Linked DNA regions of Homo sapiens: regions 1 and 2 are each linked to region 3. The links are chromatin loops, found by intact Hi-C in ENCODE. Cell type or tissue: heart right ventricle. All regions are shown on one strand. Each heading gives the region's core, and the rest is flanking DNA. Links, peaks and the distances in the headings are about the cores only.

Region 1 (7,709 bases), core at 1,635-6,634, 58 kb after region 3:
TTAGTGGAGACGGGGTTTCACTGTGATAGCCAGGATGGTCTCGATCTCCTGACCTCGTGATCCGCCTACCTCGGCCTCCCAAAGTGCTGGGATTACAGGCGTGAGCCACTGCGCACGGCCTCAAAGCAGAAGTTTTAACTTTTTTTTTTTTTTTGAGACAGAATCTTGCTCTGTGGCCCAGGCTGGAGTGCAGTGGCACAATCTCGTTTCACTGCAACCTCTGCCTCCCAGGTTCAAGTGATTCTCGTGCCTCAGCCTCCCAAGTACCTGGGATTACAGGCGTGCGCCACCTCACTTGGCTAATTTTTGTATTTTTAGTAGAGACAGGGTTTCACCCTGTTCGTCAGGCTGGTCTTGAACACCTGACCTCAAGTGATCCGCCTGCCTCAGCCTCCCAAAGTGCTGGGATTACAGGCGCGAGCCACCGCACCTGGCCTAAATCTGTGGTCCATCTATGTTTTGTATAAGGTGTGCTTTGTAGGCTGAGGCTCATTGTTTATCTGGAGGTCCCCTTGTTTCAACACCGTTTGTTGAAAGACTGAAGGCCTTTGCTCCCTCGGCTGTGCTCACTGGGCCCCGTCCGTGCAGGTCTGTCTCTGGGCCTTGTGTCCTGCCCTGTTGATCAGGTGCCGTTTTCCTTTGTCAGCATCACACGCTTTTTTACTATACCTGTTATATTGTCCTGAAATCAGATATTGTGAGTCCCTCAACCTTTGTTCTTCCTTTTCAAAGTTGTTGTGGCTATTAATTTCCCTTTCTCTTTTTAATTTTAGAGTAAGTTTGTGCATCTCTGCAGGTCACATATTCTTACCTGAAATGCTTGGGACCAGAAGTGTTTTGGATACCAGAGTTTTCTGATTTTGGAATATCTGCATTATAATTACTGGTTAAGCATCCCTAATCGAAAAATCTGAAATCTGAGATGCTCCAGTGAGCATTTCCTTTGAGCATCGTGTTGATACTCAAAAAGTTTCATGTTTTGGAGCATTTATTTTTTATTTTATTTTTTTCTTGAGACGGAGTCTCGCTTTGCTGCCCATGCTGGAGTGCAGTGGCACTATCTCGGCTCACTGCAAGCTCCGCCTCCTGGCTTCACGCCATTCTCCTGCCTCAGCCTCCCAAGTAGCTGGGACTACAGGCGACCGCCACCACGCCCGGCTAATTTTTTGTATTTTTAGTAGAGACGGGGTTTCACCGTGTTAGCCGGGATGGTTTCGATCTCCTGACCTCGTGATCCACCTGCCTCAGCCTCCCAAAGTGCTGGGTTTACCAGCGTGAGCCACTGCACCGGGCCGTTTTGGAGCATTTATAATCTCAGATTTTTGGATTTGGGATGTTCAACCTGTACAAAAGTCCTGGTGGGGTTTTCATTGGAATTGCATTAAACCTCTTGATATATTTAGGGAGAGCTGACATTTTTTCTTTCTTTCTCTTTTTTTGAGACAGAGTCTCACCCTGTCACCCACGCTGAAGTGCAGTGGCGCGATCTGAGCTCACTGCACCCTCCGCCTCCCGAGTTCAAGTGATTCTGCTGCCTCAGCCTTCTGAGTAGCTGGGACTGCAGGCACACGCCACCACACCCAGCTAATTTTTGTATATTTTTTAGTAGAGACGGGGTTTCACCACATTGGCCAGGCTGGTCTCGAACTCCTGACCTCGTGATCCGCCCTCTTCGGCCTCCCAAAGTGCTGGGATTACAGGTGGGAGCCACTGTGCCCAGCTGACATTTTTTCTATGTTGAATCTTGTAGTCCATGGAACACAGTGTATGTTTGCATTCATTTAGATTTTCTTTGATATAGTCTGTCAGTGTTGGGTAGTTTTCAGCATACAGCTTCTGGACTTTTTTTTTGAGATGGAGTCTCGCTCTGTCACTCAGGCTGGAGTGCAGTGGTGCAACCTCGGCTCACTGCAACCTCTGCCTCTTGGGTTCAAGCGATTCTCGTGCCTCAGCCTCCCAAGTAGCTGTGATTACAGGAGCCCACCACCACGCCTGGCTAATTTTTGTATTTTTAGTAGAGACAGGGTTTCACCATGTTGGCCAGGCTGGTCTCGAACTCCTGACCTCAAGTGATCCCCCCCCACTTCAGCCTCTCAAAGTGCTGGAATTATAGGCATGAGCTGCCGTGCCTGGCCCTCTGGACATTTTTTAGATGTGTACCTAAGCTCTATTAGGAGTTATTATAAGTGGAATTTTTTTAATTTAGTTTTCAACTCTTCATTGCTTGTTTATATAAATATGGTTGATTTCTGTGTGTTGTCCTGTTTCCTATGGCTTTGCTAAACTTACTTGTTCTAAGAGGTTTTTTTTTTTTTTTCTTTTTTTTTGAGCTGGTGTCTTGCTCTTGTTGCCCAGGCTGGAGTGCAGTGGCACCATCTTGGCTCACTGCAATCTCCGCCTCCCAGGTTCAAGAGATTCTCCTGCCTCAGCCTCCCAAGTAGCTGGGATCACAGGCACCCGCCACCGCACCCAGCTAAGTTTTTTGTTTTTTTTTTTGAGACGGCGTCTTGCTCTGTCACCCAGGCTGGAGTCCAGTGGCACAATCTCGGCTCACTGTAAGCTCTGCCTCCCAGGTTCATGCCATTCTCCTGCCTGAGCCTCCCAAGTAGCTGGGATTACAGGCGCCCAGCACCACGCCCGGCTAATTTTTTGTATTTTTAGCAGAGGCGGGGTTACATGGATGGTCTCAATCTCCTGACCTCGTGATCCGCCCACCTCGGCCTCCCAAAGTCCTGGGATTACAGGTGTGAGCTGTTGCACCCGGCCGCAGTTTTTGTATTTTTAGTAGAGATGGGGTTTTGCCATGTTGGCCAGGCGATCCACCCGCCTTGGCCTCCCAAAGTGCTGGGATTACAGGTGTGAGCCACCACACCTGGCCCCTAAGAGTTTTTAATACACTCCTTGAGTTTTTTTTTTTTTTTTTTTTTTGAGATAGAGTGTCGCTCTGTTGCCCAGGCTGGAGTGCAGTGGCGCAATCTGGGCTCACTGCAACCTCCCCCTCCTGGGTTCAAGCGATTCTCCTGCCTCAGCCTCCTGAGTAGCTGGGATTACATAGGAGCCCACTACCATACCCGGCTGGTTTTTGTATTTGTAGTAGAGATGGGGTTTCACCATGTTGGTGAGGCTGGTCTTGAACTTCTAATCTCAAGTGATACACCTGCCTTGGCCCCTGAAAGTTCTGGGATTACAGGCGTGAGCCACCGCACCCAGCTTTTTTTTTTTTTTCTGGGACAAAGTCTCACTGTTGCCCAGACTGGAGTGCAGTGGTGTGATCACAGGTCACTGCAGCCTGGAACTTCTGGGTTCAAGAGATCCTTCCACCTGAGACTCCAGAGTAGCTAGGACTACGGGCATGCACTACCATGCCCAGCTAATTAAAAAAATTTTTTTTTGGTTGGGGAGACAGGGTCTAGGGTCTTGCTCAGTCACCCTGGCTGGAGTGCAGTGGTCATGGCTTACTGCAGTCGTAACCCCCTGGGCTCCAGTGACCCTCCCAGCTCAGCCTCCTGAGTTGCTGGTACTACAGGTGCGCCCTACTATACCCAGCTAATTTTTGTATTTTTCTTGTAGAGATGGGGTTTTGCCATGTTGACCAGGCTCGTCTGGAACTCCTGGGCTCAAGTAATTCTCCCGTCTTGGCCTCTCAAAGTTCTAGGATGACAGGTGTGAGCCAACGCCAATTTTTTTTTTTTTTTTTTTTTTTTTGTAGAGATGTGGTCTTGCTTTGCTGCTCAGGCTGGTCTCGAACTTCTGACCTCAAGGCATCCTCCCACCTTGGCCTCCCAGAGTGCTGGGATTAGCGGCATGAGCTGCTTTGCTCAGCGCCGGATGTTCTGTTGAGGGTTCCTGCTGATGCTTGCGTGGGATATTGGCCTGTAGTTTTTCCTGTAACGTCCTTGTCTTGGGTATCAGGGTTCTGCTCCTTATGGAATGGGTTGGGAAACGTTTCCTCTTCTATTTTCTGGAAGACATTATGTAGAGTTGGTGTTCTTTCTTTCTGAAATGTTTGGTAGAATTCACCAGCGTAGCCATCTGGTCCCAAAGCTTTCTTTCTCAGAAGATTCTGCACTGTGGTTTCGGCTTCTTTCATCACTGAGGTTCTAGTTATATTTAAGATGCTGTGTTTCACCTGGGGTGAATTAGCCGCTTGTGTTGAGGAATTGGTCCACTTGACCTAGTTGTTGAATTTGCCCAGAGAGTTGTTCGAAGCATTCCCTTATCCTTTTGATATCTGCGGGGTCCACAGTGGCCTCCTTTTTCCTTTCAGATGTTGGTGTTTTGTGTCTTTTTTTCCCTTTGTCTCTCTTGCTAGAAGTTGATCCGTGTTTTTGATCTTTTCTAAGAACTGGCTTGGGCTTCATTGAGTTTTCTCTCCTGCTCTTCCCTCCCCATCGTCTTCCATGCTCATACTCCCTGGGTATCTTCCTAGGACTGCTGGGCACAGAGTTTGCAGCTGTGTCACAGTTGCCAAGACTTGGATGTCTGTTGGGATGATAACAACAGTAATGAAAGCAAGTTGTCATGGCAGCAGACGCAGGGTTTCCCGGGCAGGCACAGTGTTAAGTGCATCCGGGCCTGGTGACAGCGCACTGCCCTCACTGTGCCCTGCCGGGGGAGGATGGTGGTGTGGAGCAGTGCAGAGCTGGAAGTCTGTCACCCGGGTGCTGTCAGAACAAGCTCAGAGCCAGCGCTGTCAGGTGGCCCCAAGACGCCTCTGAGCCCAGGCACACTCTCTGGAGGGAGGCGCAGGCCCAGCAACCAACTGTGGTGGTCCTGGGGGAAGTGCTGCGAGGCGGCGGGTTCTTAGCCCCTGGGGACCGGCGCAGGTGGTGCCTGGGCCGAGAGTGGGGAGGAGAGAGGGGATCTGTTGCTCTGGGCAGCCCCTCTGTCTCCCAGGCAGGCTCTCTAGGTGCCCACTTGGCATCCTTCCTCCCTCGTCACAGTGGTGATCACAGGGGGCTGGAAACCTTGGTGGCTTCTCAGTTTCCCTGGCACACAAGTAGGCCCCAGCCGCCCCTTCCTCCAGCTTCATCTTGAAAGCTGAGCTTTCTCTCTGAGCTGTCGTTTTCTAGTCCCAAGGCCACTGTCTTTCCTAGGTGTTTTGCCTATTAATTGAGAACTAAGCCTGATACAGCTTCGCAGTTTACTCTGGAATATTTAACTAAGGCATCAGGGCAGGTGACCAGAGGCCTCAGGAGAGTCCCCAGAGGGTCCTGACCTTGGAAGCCAGGCCCCACGGGGGAAACCACACTGGTGCTCCAGCGTCCCGGGGCACCCGAGCAGAGACTGTGCAGAGAGAAGGGTGGGTGAGGACTGAGGCTCAGCGTGGCTGGAGGGGCCAGGCAGACGGTGGAGTTGGGGGCCGTTGGCAGTGCCCTGAGGAGGCCGTCTGCTCCACTGAGGCAAGGCGGGGCTTCCCTGTGAGCCCACATCAGTGTCCTGCACTGTGTGTGCCCTGAGGCTTCCCTCTGCCAGCAGGTGATGGTGATGGCGCCCACACACCAGACATCCTGGGCTCCTGCTTGCAGGGGTCCCTCCTCGTCCTGTGCAAGGAGCAGCACACCTCAGTGTCACCAGAACTTGTGGGGGTGGGGAGCGTTTCCCGTAATCACAACTTTCAGTGGCTTCACAGTTAGAACTTCGAAGCTGGGGTGTCCGTGAGTGCTGCTGTTTTCCGTTTGGGGTCACGATGCAGCCGGACCTAATTTGTGACATGGCTGCATGTCACCTGGCGCTGGCCCTGGAGGGGGACATGGGTGGTGGAGTTGCCCTCGCCTGCTGGGAAGCTCCCTCTGCCTCAGAGAAGGATGTGACCGGCCAGCCTCTCCCTGCGGCCTGGGGTTCTGAGCATGCGCCTGGCCTCCTGGCGGGGCTCTAGTCCTGAGGGTGGAAGGCTCCAGGCTTCTGCCTCTGCTCCATGACCCCCAGAACCCTAAGTTGTGGCTGAAGGTGCCTGCTCTTAGGAAACGGGTGAATTCTGTCCCGTTGCCATCTGGGTGAGGGAGGAAGCTGCTGGTTAGCCTGCAGCGTGACACACGTCCTGTTTTCCGTAACCAAATTGTAATCACTACAAAACCAGCTCCTCCGCAGTGGCCTGGGGAAGGGGCCTGGGCTTGGGAAGGGGTCTGGACCTGGGGAGGGGATGTGGGCCTGGGGAAGGGGTGTGGGCCTGGGAAAGGGTTGCTCCTGGGAAGGGTCTGTGCCTGGGAAGGGGTGTGCGCATGGGAAGGGTCTGCGCCTGGGAAGGGGTGTGGGCTGCCGTGCTTGGCCCTGTTTGTCAGTGCTCCTCCCAGATGTCTGATGCTACTGCATCCAGCCCCACCAGTAGGCACACGCTCTGTGTTCCCGGGTCCCCGTCCCCAGCTCTCAGGGATGCACTGCGGTCTGGTCCAGCCTCCTTTGGGCACTCACCTGTGGGACCCCTGAATTCCTCTCCATCCATTACTGCCCAGCCAGCCAGGCCTCCTACAGGTGTCTCCCCTTAAAAGAAGTTTCCAGTCAGGTTTGGTAGCTCATGCTTGTAATCCCAGGATTTTGGGAAACCAAGGTGGGAGGATCACTTGAGGTCAAGAGTTTGAGACCAGCGTGGGCAACATAGTGAAACTGTCTCTACAAAAACTAAAAAAACAAAACAAGAAAAAACCCCAAAATACAAAAATTAGCTGGGCATGGTGGTGGGCGCCTGTAATCCCAGCTACTTGGGAGACTGAGGCATGAGAATCGCTTGAACCCGGGAGGTGGAGGTTGCAGTGAGCCAAGATCGTGCCATTACACTCCAGCCTGGGCGACAGGAGCGAAACTCTGTCTTGTCTTCAAAAAAACAAACAAAGAAAACAAAAAATAAGAAAACATTAGCTAGGCGTGGTGGCGCATGTCTGTGGTCCCGCCTATTTGGGAGGCTGAGGTGGGAGGATTCCTTGAGTCCGAGAGGTTGAGGCTGCAGTGAGCCGTGATGGTGCCCCTGCGCTTTAGCCTGGGTGACAGAGTGAGACTTCTTTTTTTTTCTTTTTGAGATGGAGTGTCTCTCTTGTTGCCCAGGCTGGAGTGCAATGGCGCAATCTCATCTCACTGCAGCCTCCGCCTCCCGGGTTCAAGCGATTTTCCTGCCTCAGCCTCCCAAGTAGCTGGTATTACAGGCATGTGCCACCATGCCCGGCTAATTTTTGTGTTTTTAGTAGAGACGGGGTTTCGCCATGTTGGCCAGGCTGGTCTCAAACTCCTGACCTCAGGTGATCCACCCGCCTTGGCCTCCGAAGGTGCTGGGATTACAGGCGTGAGCCACCACGCCCGGCCAGACCCTGTCTCTTAAAAAAAGGAAGTTTCACAGCAGCAACAGAAAGTCTCCAGTTAAAAAAAAATTTTTTTTTGACAGAGTCTTGGCTCACTGCAACCTCCATCTCCTGGGTTCAAGCAGTTCTCCTGCCTCAGCCTCCCGAGTAGCTGGGACTACAGGAGCACACCACCATGCCTGGCTAATTTTTTTTTTGTATGTTTTAGTAGAGACGGGGTTTCGCCCTGTTGGCCAGGCTGGTCTTGAACTTCTGACCTCAAGTGACCCACCCACATCGGCCTCCCAAAATGCCGAGATTACTGTCATGAGCCACTGAGCCCGCCCCCAGTTAAGTTGAATGAGCACGTGAATATTAAAGGTTATTGCTTTCTCATGTTGGAAGAATCCTGGTGTGAAATGGACAGTGCTGTGCTGGGTC
Region 2 (7,709 bases), core at 1,092-6,091, 85 kb after region 3:
TCTCATCCTTTTTTGCACGTGGCTATCTTTTTGCTTTGGGACAGCACCTGAACTTTAGCTTCCAGCAGGCTGTTTCATTTCTTTCATGTTTTTCATCTCTAAGAGCTCTGGGTCTTTTCCGAATCTTTTTTATAATCTCCCGTCTTCCTGAGTGTGGCATCTTCTCACCTTGAGCTCTTTTCTGTCTTGGTCTGTTTTTCTGGTTGGTCCCCCTCGAGGGGTGTCCTGGGTGCCAGGTGATCCTGGTGGCCTGCTTCTCTTTTGAGTGGGGTGCAGGGAGGGCTCCTGGAGATGACGAGCTGGTAGCCTGCTGACGGTGCCTCTGGCCAGGCAACCCTCAGTATCAGGATCTTTCATTAAAATGTTACTTTTTTTTTTTTTTTCCAGACAGGGTCTTGCTCTGTCACCCAGGCTGGAGTGCAGTGGTAGTATCTCAGCTTACTGCAACCTCTGCCTCCCAGGTTCAAGCAATTCTTGTGCCTTAGCCTCTCGAGTAGCTGGGATTACAGGTGTGCACCACCATACCTGGCTAATTTTTTTGTATTTTTAGTAGAGATGGGGTTTCCCCATGTTGGCCAGGCTGGTCTCAAACTCCTGGCCTCAAGTGATCCACCCGCCCTGGCCTCCCAAAGTGCTGGGATTATAGGCATGAGCCACTGCATCCAACCCTGAAAATGTCCTTTTAACATTTTGAAATTTGGGCTGGGCATGGTGGCTCACGCCTGTAATCCCAGCACTTTGGGAGGCCTAGGTGGGCGGATCACGAGGTCAGGAGATCGAGACCATCCTGTCTAACACCATGAAACCCCGTCTGTACTAAAAATACAAAAAAAATTAGCCGGGCGTGGTGGCAGGCTCCTGTAGTCCCAGCTACTCGGGAGGCTGAGGCAGGAGAATGGCGGGAACCCGGGAGGCGGAGCTTGCAGTGAGCCGAGATCGCGCCACTGCACTCCAGCCTGGGCTACAGAGTGAGACTCCGTCTCAAAAAAAAAAAAAAAAAGTCCTTTCAACATTTTGAAATTTGTCATTTCTGCGTAAAAGTGTTTAAAGCACACGTGTGCCTTTAGGGACAGGGATGATGCAGAGTGCCCAGGCAGCCCACTGCAGGGCGAGAGACAGAGCCCACGCCCGCGTCCCTGCCCGCCCCGCCTGCTGTCTGCTTGCCCCGGCTCCACCCTGGGGTCCCACTGAGAGGCCTGCTCCGATCCTGCTCTCTTAGAAGCAGACCAAGGTCCTGAGCGAGAAGCTGAGCAGAGCCCAGGGTCAGCCCATGGCCCTGCCTCCCTTGTGTTTGTAGGAGCTGTGTGGGGACTGCTGTGGAGCAGGGCCTAGGGTGCAGGCCGGCACTGGGACCCCAGCGTCAGCAAGGTGGGGTGGAACCACGTCCATGCTGCTGCCTCACTGGGCCTCCTGTGGGGGGGACAGATGCCCTGGGACATGGGCCTTCATGGGGTGATGACAGGCAGGACGGAGAGCAGTCCTGTGGCACTGCCGGGGCTGCCTCTGAGTCTGGCAGGACCACCTTTAGCCACAAAGTTCCCACACGCTCCAGCGATCCTCCTACTAAGTGTGTGCCCAAGGGAAAAGAGTACCTGTGTCCCCACCGAGGCTCACGCACAGTGCTCACAGTGGCAGCATCCAGGAAGCCACCCCGTGTCCCCCACGCATTCTAAAATTAGATCCTGGTGGTGGTTGCTCAGCTCTGGGGATTTACGAAAACCCACTGCCCGGTGCACTGTGAACAGGCAGGTTTGTGGCACAAACTTGTACCTTATAAAGCTGCTAAGGACAAGACAGCTTGGAACAGGACTGTGCTCACGGGAGGCCGCACTCTATCCCCTCTGGCTGCTGGTGGCCTGGTGGGGCTCCCTTCAGCATCCTCAGAGGATGCTTCGGGCTGGTCTCGGGTAGCTGTAGCCCTCACTTCCCAGCCCACCCCTGCTTTGCCGGCACTTTAGAGGGAAGTGGGTCAGGCCAGGTGTAGCATGTCCCGCTCTGCCCTCCCTTCAGGTTGCGGGCAGCACCGTGCCCTAGGCCTGCCAGCCAGAGCCCCCAGACCCATCCTGGACACGTCTCCGTCTCTCACCGCCCTCCTTGTTTTCTCCTGCCCCTGTGCCTTCTCCCTCCCTGCTGACCTGCATTGGCTCTGGCCACTGTCCTCGCCTCCTGCAGCCCCAGCTGGCTGGCTGGGCTCATGTGCTGCCTCAGTTTCCTCAATAGCTCCACCCACTTCCCTTCCACAGAAAATCCACCCAGGAGAGGGTGTGTGCAGCCAGGCTCTCTTCTCCGAGACAGGGCTGCTTGGCCCAGCCCTGCTGCCTGCACAGCTCCCGTCACCTTCTGGACTCGCCACCTTTAGCCAGGGCGCAACAGCACCCACCACCCCACCTCCACCCTGCCGTCAGCAGGACGTGGAGGGTCCTGTGCAGTGAGCTTACGTTGTGGGGTGCATGGCCCCCACCCCAGGAGAGGCCCCCCAGGATCCTCCTATCGTATCGTCCAGCCCATGGGTGGGACCAGTGCCCTGAGCCCAGGGCTGGATACAAGAAATCCTCTCTCAGAAGGAACAAGGGCTTGATTTAAGAACATCCAAGCTTATTCCTCCTTCTGCCCACCCTTCATTGTTGCCCGATCCTCAGGTGTGTCCACTATCACCCCGAAAGTGCCGGGGGCTGTGCACACACACCTCCTCTCTTGGCCCCGTAGCCTGGTGGCTGACACAGCCAGTCCCGGATTCCTGGAGGAGGAACGGGGTGCTGCTGAGTCCCACTGAGTCTGGCAAGGCCCGGCTGACCCTAGGCCTGAGTCTGCTCCTGGCTCCCAGCCCAGGGAGGCTGCGTGGGCAGCAGGGCTGAGACACGGGACCTGGACATGCCGGGCAGAGACTCAGCTGGAATGAGCACCTCTGCCATTGTCGAGCAGGTAGTTTGTGGCCAGTGTGCTTTTCCTGGCTGTGTGTCTCGACTTGTTATTGCAGCTTTTGCCCACAGCTGGTTTGTGGGTCTTTGACATTTGTTCCTGTCCAGCCAGGCTGCCCTAGGCCTGCATGTGAGAGGGCATCTTGGGATGGTGACAGGCTGGTGAGCCCTAGAGGGCGTCAGAGCCCTGGGGCCAGCACTGTGGATGGTGCCATCACCTGTCCCCACGTAGGTCTGCAAAGAGCATGCCCAGCTTCCATGGCCTGCCAGCCTCAGCCTCCATGGCGTGCCTGGCCACGCGTGGGAGCAAGGCCTCTGCCGCCAGCCGCCACACTCCCTTCAGACCCAGCTCCTCTCTCAGGCTGCAGAACCGTCCGTTCAGGTCAGCAGGGGCCATGTGCATTCAGCTTATTCCATTCTGGGGTCTGGGATGGGCTTTCAGAGCCCACACTTCTCTGCCCCCCTGTTCTGGCCAGCACCTCCTTCTGCCACCAGGCCCCCTTGTTCCTGCTCCTCTCCCTCTGCTGCCTTCTCAAGGACAGGGCATTTATAACAGTTTAAGTGGTCAGAAGAAGGTATTAGGATGGCTGATGAGGGAATCAAATGGTGCACACATCATTAGGCATGAAGACGTTGGCATTTCAGGTCAGGCACAGTGGCTCACGCCTGTAAATCCCATCACTTTGGGAGGCCCAGGCAGGAGGATTGCTTGAGTCCAGGAGTTTGAGACCAGCTTGGGCAACATGGTGAAACCCCGTCTCTACAAAAGAAAAAGAAAACAAAAAAAAAAATCCAGCTGGTGGTGTGTACCTGTGGTCTCACCTACTGGGGAGGCTGAGGTGGGAGGATCGCTTGAACCCAGGAGGTCGAGGCTGCAGTGAGCCATGATCGCACCACTACACTCCAGCCTAGGCAATAGAGTGAGCCCCGTCTCAAAAAAAAAAAAAAGTTGCCATTTCAGACTTCCGAAAGGCTGACCTGGAAACACCGGCACACCCAGCGTGGGCCCATGTGGGCCCCTTGTCGGTGGTGTCTTGTTGCTGGCGTAGCAGAGGTTTAGCTGAGTTTTGTATGTTGACATTATTAATACATCATTCCTACCAAATTCAATTGTCGATCTTACTGTTTGAGTTTTGGAGTCTCTCCTTTAATGCACACAACTGTGTCTGCTGCTCATAATGCCAGTTCTGCTTCTTTCTTTTCATTTTTTTCATGAGACAGGATCTCACTTGATCACCCAGGCTGGAGTGCAGTGGCGCAGTCTTGGCTCACTGCAGCTTCTGCCTCCCAGGCTCAAGCGATCCTCCCACCTCAGCCTCCCGTGTAGCTGGACTACAGGCATACACCACCACCCCTGGCTAATTTTTGTACTTTTTGTGGCGACGGGGTTTTGCTGTATTGTCCAAGCTGGTCTCAAACTTCTGAGCTCAAGTGATCTGCCTCCCTCAGTCTCCCAAAGTGCTGGGATTCTAGGTGTGAACCCCCCGCCCAGCCTTGGTTCTTCCTTTCTAACCCACACACCTCTCATCTGTTTGTCCTGCCTTTTGTATGCCGAGGACTCAGCATGGTCCTGGGGAGGGAGATGTGCCTGGCTCTCTCCTGTCCTGGGAGGGGTGTTTTCTGCCCTTCGCTCTATGTATCTGCGGTAGACTTTTGTGTATAGGACTCTTTATCAGCTTGAGGATGTTACCTTGCTTTCTAATTTTCCAAGAGTTTTTGTCATGAAAAATACTGAATTTTATCAAACACCAATGTATTTATTGGTATGATTTTTTCATGTACATTTTCCCCTTAATCTGTTACCTAACGTAAATAACACTGATTAATTTTTTAAAATTTTTTAGAAACAGGGTCTTGCTCTGTTCTCCCAGGCTGTACCACTGTGGCACCACCCTAGCTCGTTGCAACCTCCAACTCCCTGGCTCAGGCGACTCTCTCGCCTCAGCATCCCGAGTAGCCGGGACCATAGGTGCACTAGAGATGGGGTCTCACTGTATTGCCCAGGCTGGCCTCAAACTCCTGGGTTCCAGTTATCTTCTCATCTTGGACTCCCAAAGTGTTGGGATTACAGGTGTGAGCTATTGTATCTGGCCTGTTTTTTCTAACATAAGCACTCGAGGCTATAAATTTCTCTCTAGGTGAGTTTCGTTACATCACACGGTTTTTTGTTTGTTTTGTTTTTTTTTGAGACAGAGTCTCACTGCCTCACCCAGGCTGGAGTGCAGTGGTGCCATCTCGGCTCACTGCAACCTCTGCCCTCTGGGTTCAAGTGATTCTCCTGCCTCAGCCTCCCGAGTAGCTGGGATTACAGGTGCATGCCACCATGCCCACCTAATTTTTTTTTTTTTTTTTTTTTGAGAGGGAGTCTTGCTCTGTCGCCCAGGCTGGAGTGCAGTGGCATGATCTCAGCTCACTACAAGCTCTGCCTCGCGGGTTCACACCATTCTCCCGCCTCAGCTTCCCGAGTAGCTGGGAATACAGGTGCCCGCCACCACACCTGGCTAATTTTGTTTTTGAATTTTTAGTAGAGAAGGGGTTTCACTGTGTTAGCCAGGATGGTCTCAATCTCCTGACCTCGTGATCCATCCGCCTCGGCCTCCCAATACTGCTGGGATTACAGGTGTGAGCCACTATGCCTGGCCCATGCCCAGCTAATTTTTGTATTTTTAGTAGAGAGGGGTTTCACCATGTTGGCCAGGCTGGTCTCAAACTCCTGACATCAGGTGATCTGCCCACCTTAGCCTCCCAAAGTGCTGGGATTACAGGCGTGAACCACTGCACCCGGCCCACTACCTGCTTTTAAGAAATATTTTTGTGTTTGGATTTGGCAGTTTGACTCTGATGTACCTAGATGTGGTTTTCTTTGTGTTTATCCAGATTATTTTTTGTAGAAGTTCAAGGATTTGTGACTTGGCTGGGTGTGGTAGTTTATGGGTGTAATCCCAGCGCTTTGGGAGGCTGAGGTGGGTGGATCACTTGAGGCCAGGAGTTTAGGACCAGCCTAGGCTAATAAAAGAAATTAGCCAGGTGTGGTGGTGCACACCTGTAGTCCCAGCTACTCAGGAGGCTGAGGCAGGAGGATCACTTAAGCCCAGGGGTCAAGGCTGCAGTGAGCTGTGATGACATCAGTGCATCAGTGCATTCCAGCCTGGGCGACAGAGTGAGACCCTGTCTCTAAAAAAACAAACAAACAAAAAAAAAACAAAAAAAAGGATAAGTAGAACTTATGACTTGATGTCTTTTGTCTACGTTGGAGACATCTTGGGTAGTATCTTTTCAAATAAAGTTTCTGCTCCACTCTCTCTTCCTGTTCTGGGACTCCATATATTAGCCTTTCTCTCTTTTGCTCATCCTTTCTTTTGCTGTGTCTAATCAGGTGTTGAACCCATCTACTAACTTCTTAATTTTTTTTTTAAGAGATGGAATATCGCTGTGTTGCCCAGGCTGGAGTGCAGTGGTGCAGTCACAGCTCACTGCAGCCTTGACCTCCCAGGCTCGAGCAATCCTCTCACCTCAGCCTCCATAGTAGTTGGGACTACAGGTATGCGCCACCACACCCACTCAATTTTTTTTTTTTTTTTTTTTTTTTTGAGATGGAGTCTCATTCTGTCACCCAGGCTGGAGTTCAGTGGCACAATCTCGGCTCACTGCATGCTCTGCCTCCCGGGTTCATGCCATTCTCCTGCCTCAGCTTCCCGAGTAGCTGGGACTACAGGCACCCGCCACCATGCCCGGCTAATTTTTTTTTGTATTTTTAGTAGAGACGGTGTTTCACTGTGTTAGCCAGGATGGTCCCGATATCCTGACCTCGTGATCCGCCCACCTCGGCCTCCCAAAGTGCTGGGATTATAGGTGTGAGCAATCGCGCCTGGCCATCAATTTTTTATAGAGATGAGGTCTCACTGTGTTGCCCAGGCTGGTCTTGAACTCCTGGGCTCTTTATTTTTTGTAGAGAATGGTGTCTTGCTATGTTGCCCAGCCTGGTCTTGAACTCCTGGGCAGAAGCTATTCTCCTGCCTTGGCCTCCCAACGTGCTAGGATTATAGATGTGAGCCATCACTAAGACTCCTTTTATTAGAGTCCAGTTCTTTGGTAAGATTCTTCATTTCTTCATAGTTAGGTGAAAGTCATTGATAAGCCAAATAGTTGAATCATTTGTGGTTCTGTTTTTATTATCTTGATTTTCTTTTTGTTTTTGTTCCTTTGGTCTTGTCTTTTGTCATGCTTGGTAATTTTTCATTGAATCGCTGGAATATTAGGTCTAAAATATTACAGAGATGATGGATACTTTTCCATCCAGAGGGAATTTAACTTTTCTTTTTTTTTTTTTTTGAGACAGAGTCTCACTCTGTTGCCCAGGCTGGAATGCAGTGGCACCATCTCTGCTCACTGCAAGCTCCGCCTCCCAGGTTCATGCCATTCTCCTGCCTCAGTCTCCCAAGTAGCTGGGACTATAGGTGCCCGCCACCACATCCGGCTGATTTTTTGTATTTTTAGTAGAGACAGGGTTTCGCCGTGTTAGCCAGGATGGTCTCGATCTCCTGACCTCGTGGTCCGCCCATCTCACCCTTCCAAAGTGTTGGGATTACAGGCGTGAGCCATCGCGCCCGGCCGGGAATTTAACTTTTCTTGAGCAAGCAGAGAGCACGCAGGTAGCTCACTCTGATCCAGTTGCTGCTGGTCCGTCTTGGTTCCCGGCTGAAGGATCGTGGCAGGACCCAGGTGTCCCTTCCTGGCACCTCGGGACTGCAGAACTTCCTGCTCGGCTCTTTTGCCTTTCAGAGCTGACTT
Region 3 (7,709 bases), core at 1,230-6,229:
GTCTGAGGCCCTGCGGCGGCACGGAGAAGCGAGGCCTCGGGACGCCACTGCTGCTTCCTGTACCCTCCACGCTCCCATCTCCTGGGGTAGCAGGGAGGGCTGAGCCCAGAGTAGTACTTGGCACTTGTCCTGGATGCGTAAGTGGGGGTGTGTGAGGATCTGGGGGACCTAGCGCTTGACCTGGGAGACAGGAGGCCTGCAGGCTGGGCCTGGGGGTGTGGGGGAACCAGCTACAAGTGGGCACCCCCACTGTCCCAGCCCCAAGCCCCAGGAGCAGGGGGACAAAGTGGGAAGAAGAGGGGCTGGGGGGCTCTGGCATCTCCGGCTCCCAATGAGGGGCTGCGCTGGCTGACCTTCCCAGGCCCCAGGCAGGCAGCAACCCAGCTTCACATGCCCCAAGCACCACTCACGCCCGCAGCCCCTGGACCCCTGAACACAACCCCACGATGGGGAAAGTTCTGAAGCAAAAGAGACAAACTGGTCTGGGGCCCTGGGCTGCCCCTTCTCCCAGAGCCAATCTTGCAGCCCCGAAAGGGTCCATGAGAAAGTCCGAGGCCTCAGCCTGGGGTGTCTTCTCCCAGGCCCCCACGCCCTACTGCAGCCTCCTTGGAACGCTGGGTTCTCTGGAGCAAGGTGGGCTGCTGCTTGGCTGTTTCTTTTCCTTTTGAGGTACTTCCCCTTCTTTCCCCTCCAGGGAACTCCAGCCACCCCTCTGACCTCTGGGTGCTGCCCCCGCCCTGCTCGGGTATTGTCGCTAGCCCCTTCACAGAACTGACACCTGTCCTGCTCCTGCTCAGCCAATCCTGGGCCAGAGCACGTGCTGAGCAGGATGCAGACACGAACCCATCACAGGACGCACCCGTGGTGTGGGGACAGCAGCGATTCCTCCATGGGAAGGACTCCAGAGCAGCCTGACCCAAAACCCAGCCTCCACTGAAGGGCAGGACAGGCTCGTTAGAGGGGAGTGCGCGCGGCTGCAGGCATGCGGGGAGCCATGCTAGGCGGCAAGGGAAGGTCAGAGAGGAAGCACCACCTGGGGCCGCACCTGGCCCTTATGGCGGAGCCCGGCCGCCCAGGCTCCTCTCATCATTTTCACCTGATCCCTGGACATCTGGACCCGGGAGAGACATCTCCATCTCCCACGGGCGAATGCTCTGGCACCCAGGTGGCCAGCCCGACGCAGGCCACGCCAGACGGAGCACTCACCTCAGCCATGCTGATGGAGCCCGCGGCCAGCGTCTTGTAGCCCAGGATGGTTCTGTTCTTGTAGCGCTTTCTGCGCTGCAGCATGATCTGAAGCTTGTTGCCTTCCCTCTTCAAGAAGTGAGGATACTGTGGGCACAAGTGCGAGTGGCAGCTGAGGGTGCACCGGGGCCCCAGGCAGCATCACGGCCTCTGACGGCCCAGCCACCCTGCAGCCTGCGACCAGGCCAACCTGCTGCCCATGAGATCGGAAGGGCACCCACAGACGGGCCCCCAAGTTCATCCCAGTGGCATGCCGGTCCCCAGAGCCCATCCTTTACCCAACACAATCAAGAGTGAGCCAGTCGCCAGAGCTCAGGCCCTGAGGGCTCCGCGCCACGCTAACAGCCATGGCAGGTGGACAAGGACTATGTGCTGCAGTGTCCGGGATGGCCGAGCGCGCCTGTGGACACTCGGAAACAGTGTGGCGGCTCATGTGCCTGAGGCAATCAGCAAGGTGGGACCCAGGACGCTTTTCCGCGAGGGGCACACAGGGCGGGGAGGGCTCTCCCTCCGAGGCCCCCTGTTCACCCAACTCGCCTGCACGTCTCACCACAGGCTCCCTGTCCAGCAGGGCTCCAGCAAGCTGATGTTCACAGGTATCTCTTAGACACTCAGAGTTCACAAATAAAAATCAGTTTAAATACTTAGGGGAAAATGGGGCTGTTCACCACCCTAACTGCGGTGGTGCTGACATGCCTGAGCATGCCTATCAAAACCCACTGAACCATGGAGCATTGGGCCAGGCGCGGTGGCTCACACCTGTAATCCCGGCACTTTGGGAGGCCAAGCTGGGCGGATCACCTGAGGTAGGGAGTTCGAGACCACCCTAGCCAACATGGCAAAACCCCATCTCTACAAAAATACAAAAATTAGCCGGGCTCACTGTCACCTCCACCTCCTGGGTTCAAGCAATCCTCCTGCCTCAGCCTCCCGAAGAGCTGGGATTGCTTGTGAACTCTGAGTTTCCCCTATCTTTTTAAATAGAAGAGCAAAATAGCCTTGACTCAGTAAGTGTTTTTTTGCCCTCGTTATTATATTCTCTCTTTTTTTTGAGATGGAGTCTCACTCTGTCCCCCAGGCTGGAGTGCTATGGCATGATCTCAGCTCACTGCAACCAACCTCCACCTCCCGGGTTCAAGCGATTCTCCTGCCACCTACCTCGGCCTCCCGAAGTGCTGGGATTACAGGCATGAGCCACCACACCCGGCCTTATATTCTCTTTATCATAGATAAGGAATGAAAAACTAGGCTGGGCATGGTGTCCCACGCCTGTAATCCCAGCACTTTGAGAGGCCGAGGCAGGCAGATCATGCAGTCAGGAGTTCGAGACCAGCCTGGCCGACATGGTGAAACCCCGTCTCAACTAAAGATACGAAAAATAGCCGGGCGTGGTGGCACATGCCTGTAATCCCAGCTGCTCGGGAGGCTGAAGCAGGAGAATCGCTTGAACTCGGGAGGTGGAGGTTGCAGTGAGCCAAGACTGCACCAGCCTGGGTGACAAGGAGAGACTCCATCTCAAAAACAAACAAACAAACAAAAAACAAAGAAAAAACAAAGAAAAACTCAACCTAATAAACAAATACAAATCTTCTAATCATTTAAGAATAAACCATAATCAACAGAAGATCTGCAGTAACGCAGGACACTGATGGCAATGATGAGACAAATGCTCTCACCCCAGGGGACAGTGATGAGGGGGCCCATCACCCCAGGGGACAGTGATGAGGGGGGGCCGTCACCCCAGGGGACAGTGATGAGGGGGGGCCATCACCCCAGGGGACAGTGATGAGGGCGCCCGTCTCCCCAGGGGACAGTGACGAGGGGGCCCATCACCCCAGGGGACAGTGATGGGGGGGCCCGTCACCCCAGGGGACAGCGATGGGGGTGCCCGTCTCCCCAGGGGACAGTGATGAGGGGGTGCCCATCACCCCAGGGGACAGTGATTGGGGGGGCCCGTCACCCCAGGGGACAGTGATGGGGGTGCCCGTCTCCCCAGGGGACAGTGATGAGGGGGTGCCCGTCACCCCAGGGGACAGTGATGGGGGGGGCCTGTCACCCCAGGGGACAGTGATGGGGGTGCCCGTCTCCCCAGGGGACAGTGATGGGGGTGCCCGTCTCCCCAGGGGACAGTGATGAGGGGGCCCGTCACCCCAGGGGACAGTGATGAGGGGTGCCCGTCTCCCCAGGGGACACTGATGAGGGGGGCCCATCTCCCCAGGGGACAGTGATGAGGGGGCCCGTCACCCCAGGGGACAGTGATGAGGCGTGCCCGTCTCCCCAGGGGACACTGATGGGGGGGCCCGTCTCCCCAGGGGACAGTGATGGGGGGGCCCGTCTCCCCAGGGAACAGTGATGGGGAGGGCCTGTCTCCCCAGGGTACAGTGATGGGGGTGCCCGTCACCCCAGGGGATAGTGATGGGGGGGCCCGTCACCCCAGGGGACAGGGATGACGGGGCCCGTCGCCCCAGGGGACGGTGATGAGGGGTGCCCGTCTCCCCAGGGGACGGTGATGAGGCGTGCCCGTCTCCCCAGGGGACACTGATGAGGGGGGCCCATCACCCCAGGGGACAGTGATGAGGGGGGCCCGTCTCCCCAGGGGACAGTGATGAGGGGGGCCCGTCTCCCCAGGGGACAGTGATGAGGGTGTCGTCACCACTGGTGAAAGACTCACCTGCAAGGAGAAGGTCAGGGCCAGGTCTGTCTCCACTTGTCCACTGGGGGGCAGCACAATCTCATGGGACCGCAGGATTCGTTTGGAGCCCTGTGATTAAGCAAGACCTGTTCTAGCTCAAAGGACTGCATATCAGCAGGAAACCAGGCAAAGACACCGTGACTCCTGCACTCTAAAACTGGCAGGATTGCAGCCCTGCAGTCTGGGGGTGGTAGGCACAGGCTGGGGTAATTCTCAGAGGTGCCCTGGCATCTTTCCCAAGAACCTTAAAAACATGGAGACCCTTCGGCCCACAGGTTCCACCTCCAGGAATCTGCCCTAAGACATGAGAGAGAAACCAGGAGCGGCTCCTGCTGAAGTTAACGCGATCACAAAACAGATTCCACGGCCAGGTGCAGCAGCACCTGACTGCGCTGCCCAAGTCTGTCTGGCAGAACAAATCTGGAGGCACCAAGCCTCTTCTGGTTTTGGTTTTGAGAGACAGGTCTCGCTGTGTTGCTCAGGCTGGACTTGAGCTCCCGGGCTCAAGCAATCCTCCTGCCTCAGCCTCCTAAGTAGCTCAGCCTTACAGGCATGTGCCTCCATGCTTGGCTTAAAGCATTTTTTTATTTTTTGTTTTTATTTTTTGAGACAGGGTCTCTGTCACCCAGGCTGTGGGGCAGTGGCTCGATCTCAACTCACTACAGCCTTGACCTCCTAGGCTCAGGCAATCCTCCAGCCTCAGCCTCCCTAGCACCTGGGACTACAGGCATGTACCACCACAAAAAAATATACAATAATTTTTGTATTTTGTTAAGAGACAAGGATTAGTCATGTTGCCCAGACTGGTCTCCAACTCCTGAGTTCAAGCAATCCACCCTCCTCGGCCTCCCACAGTGCTGGGATTAGGCATGAGCCACTGCACCTGGCCTAAAGCATTTTCTAAAAAGAAGAATGATCAGGCCTGACTGGTCCTCTCAGAAAGTAAAACATACAGAGATACAATACTTAAAATACGGAGATGCTGTCACAAAAATGAGGGTAGTAGAAGCCTAGATGTAGGTGCAGGAAATGCATGAGCACCTGAAAACACAGTTCATACCCAGTGAGCTTCAGGCCAGCAGGAGACATCACACGCACCTGCTAAATGGATAACGAGTCATTTGCGTGAAAGACAACAGGACCCCAACCGCAAACTTTATATCAAAATAGATTCCTAATGGATTGAACGTGCTTATCGCAGTGCTGTTTTAAATGGGACCATCCCAACAAGGATGAGCTTGGGGACCTCGTGCCCCGAGAAACAAGCAGCCGCTGCGGGGTCCCAGGCACAAGGTTCCCGGAGGCCGGCGCGCGGGACACAGTGGATGAGAGGTGCCAGGTGGCTGGAGGGCGGGCGGGGGTCCAGGACAGACAACGGGAGCCCGGGGCCAGCCCAGGTTCGGGTGGGAGCAGCGGGGCCTCAGGACAGGTGCGGGCGGCCCGCATGGCCGTACTCGGGCTCCATGAGACGTCCATGGCGGACTCTGGTCCTCCCCTTGTGCTGGGGCCTCACGTGCAGCGTGGCAAGAGGCAGCGCGGCTCTCCTCGGCCAGCCCTCCTGTCCCCTCTCCTCTCCCCAGCTGCCCCTGCGTTGTGGTCTGGACTCTCCCTGCTCCTCCCCTTGACCCTTCAGAGATGTTTCCCTGCAAATGTGCTCTGCGTCGGGTCCCTCTTAGCATTCCCCCCTCAGAGGACCTGCAGGGACCCAGCTGTGTCGGGAAAAGGACAGTGTGTGCCACCAGCCAGTGAGGCGAAGGTGCACGCCAGAGAAGGCTGAGGGGCAGGTGGGGCTGCGGGGCCAGGCTGGCTGCTTCCCCCACAGGGGGCCTGGGCGGAGAGGACACCCCAAGAGAAGCAGATGAGGAGCTGGGGTGATCAAGGGAGGCCAAGGGCCACGTGGCTGCTGAGCTGGGGTGGGCAGGGAGGGCATGGGCAGCCAGTCCATGCGCTACACAGAGGGGCTGGAGAGGTGGGGCTCTGAGGGGCCCTGGGGCCAAGCTCTCGGTCAAGACACAGGCTGGGGCAGGACCAGAGACAGGCAGAGGAAGGAATGGGGCCAAGGAACAGGGTCAGTGTGGGGTGGGGCCCCATGCCAGAGGTTAGAGGTCAACAGCACCAGACTCAGAAGTCAGTGAGGGGTCGACTCTTGCCTTCATGCCTTTCTGCATTGCTCTGAAGACCCAATGAGACCCTGACCCCTGCCCCCCAAGCCAAGAGGTCCAGACACAGCCTCACGGCCTGGTGGCAATGGCCCACAGAGAGCTCCCTGTTCCCCAGGGACGACCCGCAGCCAGACTGCAGCAGGTACTGGGCACCCTGGGCATGGCCACACCCATGGGCAGGACAGGCGGAGAGACGCTTCCATCCTGCTATCAGCCACGCACTCCTGGAAGTTCTTGGGGTCCTGCTATTAGCCACGCGCTCCCGGAAGTTCTCGGGGTCCTGCTATTAGCCACGCGCTCCCGGAAGTTCTCGGGGTCCTGCTATTAGCCACGCTCTCCTGGAAGTTCTCGGGGTCCTGCATTAGCCACGCTCTCCTGGAAGTTCTCGGGGTCCTGCTATTAGCCACGCTCTCCTGGAAGTTCTCCGGGTCCTGCATTAGCCACGCACTCCTGGAAGTTCTTGGGGTCCTGCTATTAGCCACACGCTCCTGGAAGTTCCTGGGGCAAGGCCCCACCACCCGGGGAACCTGGCCACCAGCACACGCCGCAGATGTAGGCTGCTGCTAATCCACGAGCATGTTCAGCGAGGAAAAGGGTTTCTCCAGACGTTTATTTAAGATGCAGTAGGTTTCACATAGTGGCAATTGACTGGGACAGACAACAAGCCTCAGGCCTCCTCGCACTCAAGACCCAGTGCTTGGCTGGTGACCTCAGCCACACTGGCCGAGGCTCAGGTGCTACTCTGCAGGTCGGGGAGACCCGGAGACCCCGTGTCAGAGCCACAGCAGGTGTCAAGAATCCGGCCAGCTGCAGGGACCTGTGTGGGGCCTTGGACATGGGCTCCAAGGGCAGGGCCCCATCCTCGAGGAGCTGATGGGCTGGGGTCAGGAGCACAACAGCCACTGAGACCCCACCCTGTCACGCTGGACGGCCACACAGAAGGACACTCCTGTATGCTGAGGACATGGGTGAGACTTGCCCATGAGTGGTGCCGGCTAGGGAGAGCCCGCTGGCGGTGGCCCTATACAGGCCACACACCTGGAACCGTATGACCCTGAAAGGGCAGGGGTGGCCCTGACAGTTGGCGGGGACACCTCCCTGTCTGGGCCACTGGGCAAAGGCCATGCTGCAAGGGTCATGGCAGCTCTACCCCAAGGAGGGGGCGGGGCCTGGGCCAGGCATGGGGAAGACACCAGCATGACCCCTCTGGAACCGCTACTTGTTCAAAGCCTTCGAGAGGTCACAGGACCCACTAGGGTCAGGAGAGAGGCCCTGGCACCAGGGGCTGGGAGTTCTGGCTAGGCCCTCGCCTCCCAGAGTGCCCTGCTCCCCTCTCCCACCGACGCCCTCCACCCCACAAAAAGTGGGCAGGAAGTGGGTGCTGAGTGCAGCAGGGAAGCCCTGGCTCCAGGTGCTTGGGGCCCGTCCATCACTGTGAGGTGACTCGAGGGCAGCTCTGCCCTGGGAAGGCCCCATGCATGTGACCTCCACATCCCAGAAGGCCGGGCCTGCCTCCCTTGTGCGGGACAGGACTGGACCCAGGAGCATCCTGTCATTCCCAGCCCCCCGGGCTCCCGGAGATGGCATGGGCTGCCCGCTGTTTTGGCACA

The links. Peaks named below come from ENCODE experiments on the same cell type or tissue, not always from the same donor. Only the 100,000 strongest peaks of a DNase experiment are listed, where the experiment ranks them.
Region 1: a loop joins it to region 3, with 3 times the contacts of the local background. A loop is called at or near these places in 29 of 110 quality-filtered maps.
Region 2: a loop joins it to region 3, with 2.0 times the contacts of the local background. A loop is called at or near these places in 5 of 110 quality-filtered maps.

The regions. Positions count from the first base shown.
Region 1 is chr14:105,291,300-105,299,008 of GRCh38, reverse strand. All of the region lies in intron 1 of BRF1 (BRF1 general transcription factor IIIB subunit), which reads left to right. Among named protein-coding and RNA genes, the nearest start is that of BRF1, 5.8 kb to the left of the region's middle. RefSeq lists enhancers at 4,747-4,876, 5,517-5,636, 5,787-5,936. In heart right ventricle, for the core only: no CTCF peak of the experiment used is centred there; a DNase peak (open chromatin) is centred at 4,589; H3K27ac peaks cover 1,162 bases.
Region 2 is chr14:105,263,466-105,271,174 of GRCh38, reverse strand. The region is part of intron 3 of BRF1 (BRF1 general transcription factor IIIB subunit); the gene reads left to right. Among named protein-coding and RNA genes, the nearest start is that of BTBD6, 19 kb to the right of the region's middle. In heart right ventricle, for the core only: a CTCF peak has its summit at 3,093; no DNase peak of the experiment used is centred there.
Region 3 is chr14:105,348,675-105,356,383 of GRCh38, reverse strand. It overlaps PACS2 (phosphofurin acidic cluster sorting protein 2), which reads right to left. Exons shown (of 25, transcript NM_001100913.3): 3 at 3,917-4,006; 4 at 1,207-1,332. Among named protein-coding and RNA genes, the nearest start is that of PACS2, 38 kb to the right of the region's middle. RefSeq lists an enhancer at 3,132-3,661. In heart right ventricle, for the core only: CTCF peaks have their summits at 3,747 and 3,956 (motif pointing right); a DNase peak (open chromatin) is centred at 3,983; H3K27ac peaks cover 428 bases.